Linked DNA regions of Homo sapiens: all the other regions are linked to region 3. Evidence: read pairs that join two places in POLR2A ChIA-PET (ENCODE). Cell type or tissue: OCI-LY7. All regions are shown on one strand. Region 1 overlaps RECQL5 (RecQ like helicase 5). Region 2 overlaps SAP30BP (SAP30 binding protein). Region 3 has its middle 3.2 kb from the start of MYO15B.

Region 1 (5,000 bases), 73 kb before region 3:
TTGAAAGAACACCGACTTCAGAATCAGAGTTCGAACCCTGGGTATGCTGCCAGGTGTAGTGGTTCACACCTATAATTCCAGCACTTTGGGAGGACCAGATGGGAGGATTGCTTGAGCCCAGGAGTTCGAGACCAGCCTGGGCAACATAGCAAGACTCCATCTCTATAAAATTAAAAATTAGCCAGGTATAGTGGCATGTGCCTGTAGTCCTGGATACTTGGGAAGCCGAGGTGGAAGGATTGCTTGAGGCCGGGGGTTGAGGCTGCAATGAGCTGTGATTGTGCCACTGTACTCTAGCGTGTGCAACAGAGCAAGACCCTGTCTTGAAAAATAAAAAACAAGGCCGGGCACAGTGGCTTATGCCTGTAATCCTAGCACTTTGGGAGGCCGAGGCAGGCGGATCATGAGGTCAACAGATTGAGACCATCCTGGCTAACATGGTGAAACCCCGTCTCTACTAAAAATACAAAAATTAGCTGGGCATGGTGGCGCCCACCTGTAGTCCCAGCTACTCAGGAGGCTGAGGCAGGAGAATCGCTTGAACCCGGGAGGTGGAGGTTGCAGTGAGCTGAGATCACTCCACTGCACTCCAGCCTGGTGACAGAGCAAGACTCCATCTAAAAATAAAATAAAATAAAAAACAAGCAAAATAAATAAAATGAATCCTGGGTCTGTGGTATCTTGTTAAGAGCCAGTTTTGAAGGCAGACACCCCTAGGCCCAAATTCTAGCTCTGCTGACCCTTTACTGTGTAACCTTGTACAAATTTACCTTTCTGAATCTCATATTCTGGAGAATGGGCTACCTCACATGATGGTGACTAACAATTAAATGAGACATATATAAACTGGCACATAGGAGGTATTTAATAAATATTATTCCTTTCCCTCTCCAAAGAAGTTATAAATAACTTATTCAAATTTGCATAGCTCATAAGTGGCAGAGCCTCATTTTGTTTCTTTAGGTCCAGTATTTTTTCCACTGGGCCCTGGCTGAGTTTTTTGGCCCCTCATATGTGCTGGATTTGCCCCCCCTTAACTCCTGCTGTGGCCTCTAAGCTGGGCTGCTTCTAGAAGGGAGACGTGCTGATGGGCTACAGGTGTCTTAACTATTCTAACTCTGGGACTATCCCTCTCCCTCCCTATCTGCTGGCCTCCCTGCTCTCCTAGTCATGATTACTCCTCCAAAGGACACTCAGCTTCTCCACCATCTCATGCTGCTTGTCCCTTTGGATCCTACAGGTTTGTCGCCCATTGGAATATTGCCAAGTCTATGGCTGGGTACTACCAGGAGTCTGGCCGGGCTGGCAGGGATGGGAAGCCTTCCTGGTGCCGTCTCTATTACTCCAGGAATGACCGGGACCAAGTCAGCTTCCTGATCAGGAAGGAAGTAGCAAAACTCCAGGTAAGGCTTGGGCAGTAGAAGGTCTTTCAGTCTGACCCACCACTCTCCAGTTTTGTGAAGCTGATTTCTGAACTCTGATGATGCTTGTGTAAGCTAGAGGAGGCTGCTCCCAACCTGTAAGTATAGCAAAGGGAAATGGCGTATTGGTTAGGTAGGCAGCTTACAACAAGCTAGGTTAGACTTTTTCTTTCTAAATATTTAAATATTTAAATTATCTTAATACTAGCTTTTTTTCTTTTTTCTTTTTTTTGAGACAGAGTCTCACTCCGTCGCTCAGGCTGGAGTGCAATGGCATGAACTCGGCTCACTGCAACCTCCGCCTCCCGGGTTCAAGCGATTCTTCTGCCTCAGCCTCCTGAGTAACTGGGATTACAGGTGCATGCCACCATGCCCAGCTAATTCTTGTATTTTTAGTAGAAACAGGGTTTCACCATGTTGGCCAGGATGGTCTCGATCTCATGACCTCGTGATCCGCCTGCCTCGGCCTCCCAAAGTGTTGGGGTTACAAGCATGAGCCACTGTGCCCACCTTTTTTTTTTTTTTTTTTTTTAAGAGACAAGGTCTCTCACTGTCACCCAGGCTAAAGTGCAGTAGCATAGTCATGGTTCACAGCAGCCTCTAACTCCTGGCCATAAATAATCTTCCCACCTTGAGTAGCTGGGACCACAGGTGTGTGCCACCACGCCCAGCTAATTTTTTTTTCAGTTTTTGGCAGAGATGGGGTTTCACTATGGTGCCCAGACTGGTCTCATGACTCCTGGGCTCAAGTAATCCTCCTGCCTCAAACTCCCAAACTACTGAGATTACAGGTGTGAGCTACTGCTCCCGGCCTTAATATTGTCTTTTGTGTACATGTTATTTTATGTGGTCAAGATCAGTACTGCCTTGTTTCTTTTGTTAAAGAGATGGGGTCTCTCTGTGTTGCTCAGGCTCAAGTGCAGTGGTGATTCACAGGCGTAATCATAGCACAGTATACCCTCGAACTCCTGGGCTCGAGTGATCCTCCTGCCTCTGCCTCTCAAGTCGCTGGGACCAGAGGCATGTGCCACTGCACCTGGCTTAATCTTCCCTTGTTTTTTGTTTGTTTGTTTTGTAGAGACGAGCTCTTGTTATGTTACCCAGGCTGGTCTCAAACTCCTGAGCTCAAGTGAGCCTCCCACCTTAGGCTCCCAGAGTGCTGGGATTACAGGCGTGAGCCACCGTGTCCAGCCTATAAGTACTTATTTCTAATCTCTGCCAAAATGACAATAAAGGGGCCGGGCGCGATGGCTTACGCCTGTAATCCCAGCACTTTGGGAGGCCGAGGCGGGTGGATCACGAGGTCAGGAGATCAAGACGATCCTGACTAACACGGTGAAACCCCGTCTCTACTAAAAATACAAAAAATTAGCCGGGCGTGGTGGCGGGCGCCTGTAGTCCCAGCTACTTGGGAGGTTGGGGCAGGAGAAGGGCGTGAACCCAGGAGGCAGAGCTTGCAGTGAGCCGAGATCACGCCTCTGCACTCCAGCCTGGGGGACAGAGTGAGACTCTGTCTCAAAAAAAAAAAAAAAAAAGACAATAGAAGGATAAATATACATAAATTCGCAAGGATAATGAAAGTAGGAGAGAAGACAACAGCAGGTAGAAATGACAACACATTGTGCCTAGAAACACAAAAACCCTACTAGAAATCTACTCAATCATAAGAAAATCTGGCAAACTGGTTGAATATAAGAGAAATAGTTTAAAGATCAGTAGCTTTTCTCTAGTCAGATGAGAGCCAAGGAAAAAAAAAATCAGTAGCTTTTCTCCACATTACCATAAATACCTAGAAATAGAAACAAAAAAAAAACTTAATTTACAACAATAAAACTTATAAAATACTTAGGAATAAGTGTTACAAGCTGTTAACACGAGTTTTTTTCAAAAAGCTCCCCAGTAGGCTGGGTGCGGTGGCTCACGCCTGTAATCCCAGCACTTTGGGAGGCTGAGGCGGGCAGATCACCTGAGGTCGGGAGTTTGAGACCAGCCTGACCAACATGGAGAAACCCCGTCTCTACTAAAAAAATGCAAAATTAGCCAGGTGTGGTGGCGCATGCCTGTAATCCCAGCTACTTGGAAGAGGCTGAAGCAGGAGAATGACTTGAACCCACGAGGTGGAGGTTGTGGTGAGCCGAGATCGCGCCATTGCATTCCAGCCTGGGCAACAAGAGTGAAAGTCGGTCTCAAAATAAACCAAAAAAAGCTCCCCAGTTGCTTTGAATATATGGCCAGGGTTGACAACCACTGATTTAGATGAAGAAAACTAAAATCTCACCAAGAGAAAACAAGCTCTGGGGCCAGGAGCAGTGGCTCTTGCCTGTAATCCCAGCACTTTGGGAGGCCAAGGCAGGCAGATCACCTGAGGTTAGGAGTTCAGGACCATCCGGCCCAACATAGTGAAGCCCGTCTCTAACAAAAAAAATACAAAAATTAGCCAAGCATGGTGGCACACACCTGTAGTCCCAGCTACTGGGAAGGCTGAGGTGGGAGAATCACTTGAACCTAGGAGGTTGAGGTTGCGGTAAGCTGAGATCATACCATGGAGTGGAGGACGCACTCCAGCCTGGGCGACAAAGTGAGACCCTGTCTCAAAATAAAAATAAAAATTAAAAAGGCCAGGTGCGGTGGCTCACGCCTGTAATCCCAGCACTTTGGGAGGACGAGGTGGGCAGATCACGAGGTCAGGAGATCAAGACCATCCTGGCTAACATGGTGAAACCCCATCTCTATTAAAAATACAAAAATATTAGCTGGGCGTCGTGGCGGGCGCCTGTAGTCCCAGCTACTCGGGAGGCTGAGGCAGGAGAATGGCATGAACCCGGAAGGCGGAGCTTGCAGTGAGCCCAGATTGCACCACTGCACTCCAGCCTGGGTGATAGAGCGAGACTCTGTCTCAAAAAAAAAAAGGCCAGGCGCAGGGGCTCATGCTTGTAATCCCAGCACTTTGGGAGGCCAAGGCGAGCGGATCACTTGAGGCCAGTAGTTCGAGACCAGCCGGCCAACATGGTGAAACCCCGTCTCTACTAAAAATACAAAAATTAGCCGCGCGTGGTGGCGGGCTCCTGTAATCCCAGTTACTCGGGAGGCTGAAGTAGGAAAATCGCTTGAACAAAGGATATGAAAAGCAAATAATATGAAAAGAAAGTTCCCAGAAAAATTTATCAAATGACATGTTTAAAAATGTTAGGCTGGGTGAGGTGGCTCATGCTTGTAATCCCAACACTTCGGGAGAATGACATGGGAGGATCTCTTGAGGCCAGGAGTTTGAGTAGTTTGGGCAATGTAACAAGACTTTATCTCTACAAAATATTTAAAAATTAGCTGGGTGTAGTGGTATGCACCTGTAGTTCCAGCTACGCAAGAGGCTGAGGTGGGAGGATCACTTGAGTCCAGGAGGTCAAGGCTGCAGTGAGCTGAGATCATACCATTGCACTCCAACCTGGGTAACAGAGTGAGACCCTGTTTCAAAAACTAATAATAATAAAAAAAATTAGCTGAGCATGGTGATGTGCGCCTGTAGTTCTAGCTACTCAGGATGCTGAGCTGGGAGGATTGCTTGAGCCTAGGAATTCAAGG
Region 2 (5,000 bases), 100 kb before region 3:
GGGAGGCGCGCCTGGAGGACTGCCACACCAACTTCAGGTTGCAGTCATAAATCAGCGGCTCTATAGAGACTGCCGCAGTCATAAATCAGCAGCCCTATAGAGACTGCCAGTCTCTCAGGGGACCAACAATCCCTTTGTAGCAGTGACTCTCAGGAAACCAGTGTTCAAGAGTGTTAGTAACAATACATGGGACTGTAAAATGCCCTCACATTTTCCCTCTAGAGAACAGCTTTCTGGGTGCTGATTGTAGGAAAACATCAGCTCCTCCCTCACCCGCCAGCTGGCTGATCATACAGGGACTGACCATTCGTTAACTCTCCCTCCAGCCCCCACTCACCCTTCCCCAAGGCTCCGCACCATACCACACCCACCCCTTCTCATGGACTCAACTGCAGAGGCCCAATCCCCACACAAGGAGTCTACCATGTCTACCCCAAAGCCACAGGAAGTTAGTCACCAAACATGCAATGGCTCTTCAAGGGGAAACACACTTGCCACTTCAGGGCCTCCTTAGGTAAAGTAAGAGGCCAGGAGCCTCCCCGTGGCTTCTTGTGGCTTTTGTGAACCTGGAGATGGAAAGGAGTGTGGGGTGTGTGTGCTGCCAGGCTCAGCTGAGGTTGTTGAGTCACGTCTCTGGAAGAAAAGAGATGATGGGGCAAAATCACAGGAAGTATTTTATCCCTTTATTTTATTTTTTTCCTTTAGGTTGGCTCTTCAGTTCCCCCTAAATTATTCCTTCTACGCCTAAGAAATAAATAAACTGGGTAGTTGGGTTCCAATTTGCCAACTAGTCTGGTCTTTGCTTTTCTACCCTCTTAGTACAAAAAAAGGGCATGGCATGCCCAGAGTACACCCTCAACTCGCAACAAGAGGACTCTCATTCAGTCCTGAACCTGAGGCCCACAAACAAGGCCCACCCAGCTTCCCAGCAGCAGAATCCAGCTCCATGAGCCTTCCCACCCTCAGTGCCTCTGAACAAAGTACTGACCAATGGACCACAGACCCAACTCCAAGTTCAAGAAGATTCTCCTGCCTTACGAGGACCCATTAAACCAAATGCATGAAGTAGCCTGGCCAGCTCAGAAGCCATATAAGCGTGCACGCTCAGGAGGAGGCCAGCGCTGCTGCACTAGGGTCTCCTAAGAAGACTGTGCTGTCTGTGTTGGTTCAGATTCCCATTGGTGTCATAGGCACCCTTGGGACCTACAAGGCTCTGGAGAATCAATCTGGGAATCTGCCTCCTGCTGGCTATACCTTATCATGTTTAGAATGTGATTCTTCTGCCCTCTGAGTCCAACAAGCTGGGCCATGAGCTTGCTGAGCCCTGGGTGCCTCTGTCACTGTGCCGAGCTTCTCCTAAAGAAGAAAGACAACAACCTAAGTTCTCTGGATCCTAAAGTGCTCGCTTGGTCAGGCGCAGTGGCTCACGCCTGTAATCCCAGCACTTTGAGAGGCTGAGGTGGGCCTGACTGCTTGAGTCCAGGAGTTTGAGACCAGCCTGTAGTCCTAGCTACTTGGGAGGCTGAGGAGAGATCACCTGAGTCTGGGAGGTCAAAGCTGCAGTGAGCTATGATCATGCCACTGCACTCCAGCCTGGGTGACACAGGGAGACCCTGAAATACCCCAGAGCTGCTTTTTAGTACCATTTACACACAACCATCCACTGAATCAAGTTTCATCCAATAAAAGTGACCTCTATTCAAACAGTAATGATATGCCTCTATAACGACCTCCACCACAGGGAGGACAGGCCTAAAGAGATGCCCTCTTACCAGTCATGTCTCAGATAGGAGGTATTTAGTATGAAAAATGGACCAAGCACCCATGACAGTTATCATGGAAGCCAGCCATGTGTCAGAAAAAACATGTGATGAACGATTTATTTTATAATTTAAAAAAAAGTATTTTATTTTAGATTTGGTGGTATATGTGCAGGTCTGTTACATGGATATATTATTGTGTAATGATAAGTAAGGTTTGGGCTCCCAGTGTACCCATCACCCAGAAAGTGAACACTGTACCCGGTAGGTAATTTTTCATTCCTCACCTCCCTCCCATTGAAATCTTTTAATTGATAGAAGTCACCTCTCGCCCACTGAAATATTTTAAATGACAGAATTAAGGAGACGGAAGAAAGGCTCGATTATTAAACTGCCAGTCGTTCAAGGCACTGGTGTTAAACCACCTGCTCTGGGGGAGATTCTCACTATGCCCTTAAAGAGGCAGGAAGCGGAAAGAAGGGCTGTGAGGATACAAGCAAAAAGCAACAAGAAAGCACTGTTCATCTCTTCCCCGCCAGCAGCGTTTTGAAATGCACAGGAAACACCTGTCTTGACTCGTATGAATCCACCCACTGGCCTTCAGGTAGAAATTCTCAGTTGGTTAAAGTAATGAGCTCATCCTGGATGTCTAGTCACCAGGCATCTGTCTACATCAGCCAGAGGGCATGGAACCCGCAGCCCAGAGACATGAGCAACAACACACAGCCAGAACAGGCTGAGGGCTTTTCACCCAGTTCCTAAGGAAGGTGAAAACAAAGCACCTCACCTAGGAAAGGAAGGCTGCTCCTGGGAGAAAAGACTAGGCCCACCTCTTCAGCCCCCTCATTCAATTCCAATCAAGACACAAGGAAAAACAGGCTGGGGGAGTTGGGAGGCTGAGGTGCGCAGATCACTTGAGGCCAGGAGTTTGGGACCAGCCTGGACAACATGGTAAAACCTCCTCTCCACTAAAAATACAAAAATTAGCCGGGCATGGTGGTGCATGCCTGTAATCCCAGCTACTTGAGAGGTGGAGGTTGCAGTGAGCCGAGATTGCGCCACTGCACTCCAGCCTGAAAGAGCAAGATTGTCTCCAAAAAAAAAAAAAAAAGATACAAGGAAAAACGAAAAGACAAAAACAAAAGCCAAGTTAGAAAACAGAAAGGAGGAAAGAGGAAGTATGGTTTAAACGCTGAGCTGGTGGAGGACACCAATCTGAGCCGAGGTCTCCTCCTCTGCCTGCACCCCTCATCCACCCAGACCCCACCTGAGACTAAAGGCCCAACAACCAGAGCAGGAGGCGGCTGCGGCACACTGGGCGCTGTCCCTGGAGAAGAATAGTGATCTCAACCTGCCAATTTGGTTTCTTAACCAACTGTGACTGAGACTTGGAAGATGCAACTGTAGGTCAGTGGCAGGGGCCTGGTTCTCAAGAATTACAGAACCTGGAATATGGTTCCTCCTGCAGAGAATACAAAAGTCCAGCCATTGATGAAGCTGACTGGAGCGCAGGAAGGAAGTAACAACAATATAGACCCACGAAACTGGACAAGCTGCCATTTGAGCTGGGAGGATTTACTCAGCAGAGAAGTACCAAGTCCTGAGTAAGAGAATGGAGGTTTATTTACAGCCAACAATGCTTCCTCAATCCTTCCTGGAACCGGCCCCACAAAGCTCCAGTGTCAAACTTGAGTTCCACAAAGGCAGCCGCCAGCATCTAGATCCCACCAAATCTAAACGTCATGTTTTCTTTCCAGCTTCGGGAGTAGCGGGCACAGAGAAAGCACTCTGAACAGGGGCACAGGGCAGCCAGCCCCGAGGCCACAGGCAAGAATGCTACAGACTGGGGGTTTCCTGTTGGGCAATGTAATCTTGCATCTTACAAGTACGTGGCAGCTAGGGAGGCAGATTAGTAAAATGACTCCTTTCAAACCTTTATTCTCTCAGACCTGGGACAGCCCATGGCCTGATGAGATCTCACTTCACGAGCACAATAGCTCCTTAAAAACAGATCCTCACTGTGGCCCACGAGCCTTGAGGATTCCCTGCTGCCCATTTCAGCCTCTTCCTCCCCTTTCTGCACCCAGGATCTTTGCAATGCCTGCTCCCTGAAATCACCTTCTCCCCACTCCTGCCTAGAAAGCCCCGTGTAGGCCTCAGCCCAGCCCAGGGAAGCCTTCCTCTACCCTCATGCTCACCTGGCCGATGAAGACAAACTACTCTACTCTGTGTACTCACAAAAATCACCAAGTCTAATAGTCAGCCTGGTCCACAGAAGGTGCTCAAGCACTGACCTCTCTCTGTCTCTCTCACACACACACACACACACACACACACACACACACACACCCCAAACACTGTCAGTTTGTCTTCTGTCAAGTTTAGGTTCCACACCTACCTTCAGCTGTTATGTTTTAACTTCAGACTCCCAGCCTGGTCAACTCCACAGTGAGTTTCATGTGTAGATTCACTAGAAATGTCAGACGGACAGGCAGCAGAAGAGCAGCTAACAAAAGGGCTAGGCTTGCAATAAAAGTCTGCCAAGGGGCAGGAGAAGGTGGGGAGGGGACACCAACGCTGAATTACAAAAAAATTTCAAACCCAATTCTTTGTTCATCTTTCTGCATCATCTTTTTTTTTTTTTTTTTCCTGAGACAGGGTCTCACTCTGTCACACAGGCTGGAGTACACTGGCGCAATCATAGCTCATTGCAGCCTTGACCTCCTGGGCTCAAGCAATTCTCTTGCCTCAGCCTCCCAAGTAGCTGGGATTACAGGCATGCACCACCATGGCTGGCTAATTTTTAAATTTTTTGTAGAGATGGGGTCTCACTATGTTGCCCAGGCTGCTCTTGAACTCGTAGGCTCAAGCAATCCTCCTGCCACAGCCTCCCAAAATGCTGGGATTACAGGTGTGAGCCACCACATCTGGCCCTGCATCCTCTTTCCGAACACTGGGCCTAATGCTCCTAAATCCTAAGACAAAAATAATTACTGTATAGTTAATTCATTTATTTTTTCCACAGATAATTTATTGAGCATGATTTATACACCAAGCAATGGGCCAAGCATTGAGGATAAAATATGAAAACTCAATCTAGGGGAATAAGTTTAGGTATTATGCTAAGCTCTTCAATTAAGAATCTCATTTTTCACAACAGTCCCATGAAACTGTGCTCTTAACCATCAGGCAATACAGCTGCTTCAGAACAACTGCTATGCCATCCTCCAGAAACCCTCT
Region 3 (5,000 bases):
ACCCAGGAGGCAGAGCTTGCAGTGAGCTGAGATCACACCACTGCACTCCAGCCTGGGTGACAGCATTTTGTTTGTCTCAAAAACAAAGAAACAACAACAAAAACTTTCCATGCAGAGAAAAGCAAATATTATATTTTTCCCCTTTAGCACAAGTGGTAGCTTATGTAGCTCCGGGGTCTCCACTTTGCCTTTTTCACTTAACAATGTAATCTGGTGATTTCATAATAATACCATAAAAAGCCAGCCTGCCTTCCTCCCTTCTCTCCTCCCTCTCTTCCTTGCAAATAAATGCACCATGGTTGAACCAATTCCTTATTGATGGGTTTCTACATCCAAAGTGGATCCTGGCCAAGTGAGGTGGCTCATGCCTGTAATCCCAGCATTTTGGGAGGCCGAAGTGGGTGGATCACCTGATGTCAGGAGTTCGAGATCTGCCTGGCCAACATGGTGAAACCCCATCTCTACTAAAAATACAAAAATTACCTAGGTGTGGTGGCACATGCCTGTAACCCCAGCTACTCGGGAGGCTGAGGCAAGAGAATCGCTTGAACCCAGGAGGCGGAGATTGCAGTGAGCTGAGATTGTTCCACCCTACTCCAGCCTAGGTGACAGAGCAAGACTCACTCTCTTAAAAAAAAAAAAAAAAAAAAAAAGGTGGATCCTTCCTTCCTCTCATCTTTTGCTTAAGTTACAGCCAATACTGGAATACAATTTCACCAGCATCTGCATAGAATCAACTATAAGTAGAATCGCTGCACCATAGGGCACTTGCATTTGTAATTTTGAGATTTCCAAATTTTTCTCCACAAAGGTTGTGCCGATTTATATTGCCACCAATAATGGGAGACCACCATTCTTTTCCAACACTCTGAAACATGACAAAATTTCAGTGCCACTTTGAGGAAATAAGATCTAGTGTTCAATAGATCAGTGGGATGACTATAGATAACATTAATTGATTGTACATTTCCAAATAGCTAGAAGAGAATTGTTGGGAGAAAAGCTGAGTGTTGGGAGAGAAGCTCAGGCAGGACTTGCATGTCTGCTAGACTTGCTGGCTCCTTGCTTCTAGCACTCCCATTATCTCAAGCAGCTGTATGTTTCTCGTTCACTTGATACACTATTTCCTTTCAACCTCCACATCCTCACCACCTCTTTGAGCACCAATAAATAGCCTGGGCTCCCAGTGCCCAGGGGCCTTCACAGCCTCCACACTCGCGATGGTCCCCTGGTCCCACTTTCTCTCTCAAACTGTCTTTTTCTCATTCCTTTGACTCTGCCGGACTTCATCACCCCCACTACCTGGTGTTGGATCTGATTACCACAACAGAGAATGATTCAAATGCTCCTAGTATTAGAAAAAGAAAAGGTGACAGATACCCCAATTACCCTGATTTGATTATATCAAATTATCACATGTACCCCCAAAATAAGTACATCTAATATGTATCAAAAAAATTTTTTTTAAATAAAATAAAAAAAAAAACTCGGTGCCTCTTTAAGTTCATTTATCTGTGAAAATAAGCAGCTCTCCTGCTCTTAGAGCCACTTTACTTCCTTTTCTGAGACCACTCTCTTCTCATCCTTCCCCATCTCTCTATTTATTGGGTGTGAGAAGGTCTGTTTCTTTTTTGAGACGGAGTCTCGCTCTGTTGCCCAGGCTGGAGTGCAGTGGCGCGATCTCGGCTCACTGCAACCTCTGCCTTCTGGATTCAAGGGATCCTCCCACCTCAGCCTGTAGCTGGGATTACAGGCGTGCACCACCATGCCCTACTAGTTTTGTATGTTTAGTAGAGATGGGGTTTCACCATGTTGCCCAGGCTGGTCTTGAACGCCTGGCCTCAAGTGATCGGCCGCCCTTGGCCTCCCAAAGTGGTGGGATTACAGGTGTGAGCCACCTCACCCGGTCAGGAGTTTCTTGATTATTAGACTGTTAAACCCAGGCAGGATTTGTGAGGCTACTTGAGGGCCCTGGGGCAAGGCAGCTGTGCTGGGGCAGGCTCAGAGGACCCACGATGGAGTCAGATGGGTCGTCCAGGTGGGGCCTGTGACGTGCCCCACAGGGACTCCCATGCCCCCACTGACCGGTTTGCTGTGGCCTTTCCTCACCAGGAGCAGCACCCAGCACAGAGCAGGGGAGGTGACATTCCAGACTGCAGCACTTTCCTTCGGAATGCCCTTGTCAGCCCACGCCTGCCTTGTGCCCATCTCTCTGCACACCTCCTAGAACCAGCCTTAGACATGGTTGCAGCTGTTGCCAGCACCCACATTGCCCGAGAGGGCTGTTCACAGCCCAGAGGCCTGGTTTGAGCAACAAGTTGACAGTGATTTGGCCTTTGCAGCCTGCATTCTCAAGGAGGCAGCCTTCTGGAGAGGGAGGCAGCTGTTAGAAGGACTACGAGCTCACAGGTAACCGCAGCCTGTAGATGTCTGCAAGCTGTACTCCCCTATCGCCAGTTGTGCTGGGGCAAAGGATGATTATAGTCTGAGCACTCGTTTCTCCTGCAAGAAGCAGAACGTGGGTGAGGTATTCACCCGGTGGATTAGTACACAGCATTGAGAACTGTCTACAGCTGTCAGCAACAATGTGGATAATCTTGCAAGCATAATGGTGAGTGAAGGAAGCCAGGCATGAAAGAGCATCCACTGCGTTCTATTTATATAAAGTACAAAAACAGGCAAAGTGATCTACAGAGTGGTCCCTCCAGGGTCAGTAGTGACTCAAAGGAGACACAAGGGAAGCTCTGAGATATGGGTGATGCGTTTGTTCAGTTTGTGGGGATTTGCTGAGTCGTTCTCCTATGACTTGTGCACTGTTGGTTTGTATCTTTTTTTTTTTTTTTGAGACGGAGTCTTGCTCTGTTGCCTAGGCTGGAGTGCAGTGGTGCGATCTCGGCTCACTGCAACCTCCACCTCCTGGGTTCAAGTGATTCTCCTACCTCAGCCTCCTGAGCAGCTGGGACTACAGGTGCACACCACCACTCCCGGCTAATTTTTGCATTTTTAGTAGAGACGGAGTTTCACCATATAGGCCAGGCTGGTCTCAAACTCCTGACCTCGTGATCCACCCACCTCGGCCTCCCAAAGTGCTGGGACTACAGGCATGAGCTACCGCACCCAGCCTGGTTTGTATCTTATAGCACAGTGGGCTGGGCATGGTGGCTCACAAATGTAATCTCAGCACTTTGAGAGGCTGAGGATTGCTTGATCCCGGAGTTCCAGACCATCCAGAGCAACACAGCAAGACCCCATCTCTACAAAAAATTTTCAAAAATTAGCTGGAGGCCAGGTGCAGTGGCTCATGTCTGTAATCCCAGCTCTTGGGAGACTGAGGTGGGCAGATCACTTGAGGTCAGGAGTTCGAGACCAGCCTGGCCAACATGGTGAAACCGTCTCTACTAAAAATACAAAAATTAGCTGGGTGTGGTGGCACATGCCTGTAATCTCAGCTAGTCAGGAGGCTGAGGCAGGAGAATCGCTTAAACCTGGGAGGCAGAGGTTGCAGTGAGCAGAGATTGCGCCACTGCACTCCAGCCTGAGTGACAGAATGAGACTCCGTCTCAAAAAAAAAAAAAAAATATTAGCTGAGCATGGTGGCACACGCCTGTAGTCCCAACTACTTGGGAGGCTGAGGTGGGAGTATTGCTTAAGTCTGGGAGATGGAGGCTGCAGAGAGCAGTGATTGTGCTACTGCACTCCAGCCTGGGCAACAGAGCAAGACCCTGTCTCAAAAACCAAAACCAAAACCACAAAAAAAATTAAAACAGCATAGAGAAAGAGCTCAGTTTTTTTTTTTTTTTTTAGACGGAGTCTTATTCTGTCACTCAGCTACTCCCGAGTAGCTGGGACTACAAGCGCATGCCACCGTGCCCAGCTAATTTTTTGTATCTTTAGTAGAGATGGGGTTTCACCACGTTAGCCAGGATGGTCTTGCCCTCCTGACCTCATGATCCGCCCGTCTCGGCCTCCCAAAGTGCTGGGATTACAGGTATGAGCCCCAATACCCGGCCAGAGAGCTCAGTTTTGCCCTGGACAAACAATAACGATAATAGTAGCAGATAGCTAGCACCTCAGGGCTTCTTATGCTCAAGGCATGCCATAAGCCCTTTTTTTTTTTTTCTGAGACGGAATCTCGCTCTGTCGCACAGGCCGGAGTCCAGTGGTGCGATCTCAGCTCACTGCAAGCTCCGCCTTTTGGGTTCACGCCATTCTCCTGCCTCAGCCTCCTGAGTAGCTGGGACTACAGGCGCCCACCAATACACCCGGCTAATTTTTTGTATTTTTAGTAGAGATGGGGTTTCACCGTGTTAGCCAGGATCTAAGCACTTTTCTGTGAATTTATTTAATCCTGAGAGCACTGTAAGAAGAAGGTGCTATGAGGATGTTCATTCTAGGGATGATACCACGGAGGCACACACCTAGGGACTGTCAGAGCGGGGATGCCAGCTCAAGCAGTCTGGCTCCAAAGGCCCAGATGGAGAATGGGTGTGGGAGAAGTATCAAAAAAAATTACAACACGTTTAGTTAAAAGATCTTCAATGGCAGGCTAGGCGCGGTGGCTCACACCTGTAATCTCAACACTTTGGGAGGCTGAGGCAGGGGGATCACCTGAGGTCGGGAGTTCAAGACCAGCCTGATAACATGGTGAAACCCCGTCTCTACTAAAAATACAAAAATGAGCCGGTTGTGGTGGTGTGCGCCTGTACTCCCCGCTACTCAGGAGACTGAGGCTGAAGAATCACTTGAACCCGGGAGGAGGTTGCAGTGAACTGATATCACACCAGTACACTGCAGCCTGGGCGACAGAGCGAGACTCCATCTAAAAAAAAAAAAAAAAAAACTTAACTGGCTTTTACTTGTGATTCTAGAATCAGGCAACACCTCATTCTATAAAATAGAATTATATAAAATTGAATGTTCTTACCAGCTGAGCAGAGGAGCCTACCTTTATAGACAGAAAAGGAGTGAGGGAAACAGACACAGAACAGAAAGCACATGGG

What was found. ChIA-PET counts read pairs that join two places held together with the same protein. Peaks named below come from ENCODE experiments on the same cell type or tissue, not always from the same donor. Only the 100,000 strongest peaks of a DNase experiment are listed, where the experiment ranks them.
Region 1: POLR2A ChIA-PET joins it to region 3 with 6 read pairs; 4 of 35 experiments call an interaction of 5 or more read pairs at or near these places.
Region 2: POLR2A ChIA-PET joins it to region 3 with 5 read pairs; 2 of 35 experiments call an interaction of 5 or more read pairs at or near these places.

What each region holds. Positions count from the first base shown.
Region 1 is chr17:75,654,701-75,659,700 of GRCh38, reverse strand. RECQL5 (RecQ like helicase 5) reads left to right here. Exons shown (of 20, transcript NM_004259.7): 7 at 1,241-1,403. It overlaps LOC107985013 (a long non-coding RNA gene), which reads right to left. Exons shown (of 3, transcript XR_001753017.1): 3 at 843-1,517. Among named protein-coding and RNA genes, the nearest start is that of RECQL5, 10 kb to the left of the region's middle. In OCI-LY7, no CTCF peak of the experiment used is centred here; no DNase peak of the experiment used is centred here; H3K27ac peaks cover 426 bases.
Region 2 is chr17:75,687,027-75,692,026 of GRCh38, reverse strand. The region is part of intron 3 of SAP30BP (SAP30 binding protein); the gene reads right to left. Among named protein-coding and RNA genes, the nearest start is that of SAP30BP-AS1, 4.7 kb to the right of the region's middle. RefSeq lists enhancers at 2,891-3,390, 3,391-3,892. In OCI-LY7, no CTCF peak of the experiment used is centred here; DNase peaks (open chromatin) are centred at 2,296, 3,006 and 3,636; H3K4me3 peaks cover 2,800 bases; H3K27ac peaks cover 4,646 bases.
Region 3 is chr17:75,582,053-75,587,052 of GRCh38, reverse strand. No RefSeq gene overlaps it. Among named protein-coding and RNA genes, the nearest start is that of MYO15B, 3.2 kb to the left of the region's middle. In OCI-LY7, no CTCF peak of the experiment used is centred here; a DNase peak (open chromatin) is centred at 2,632.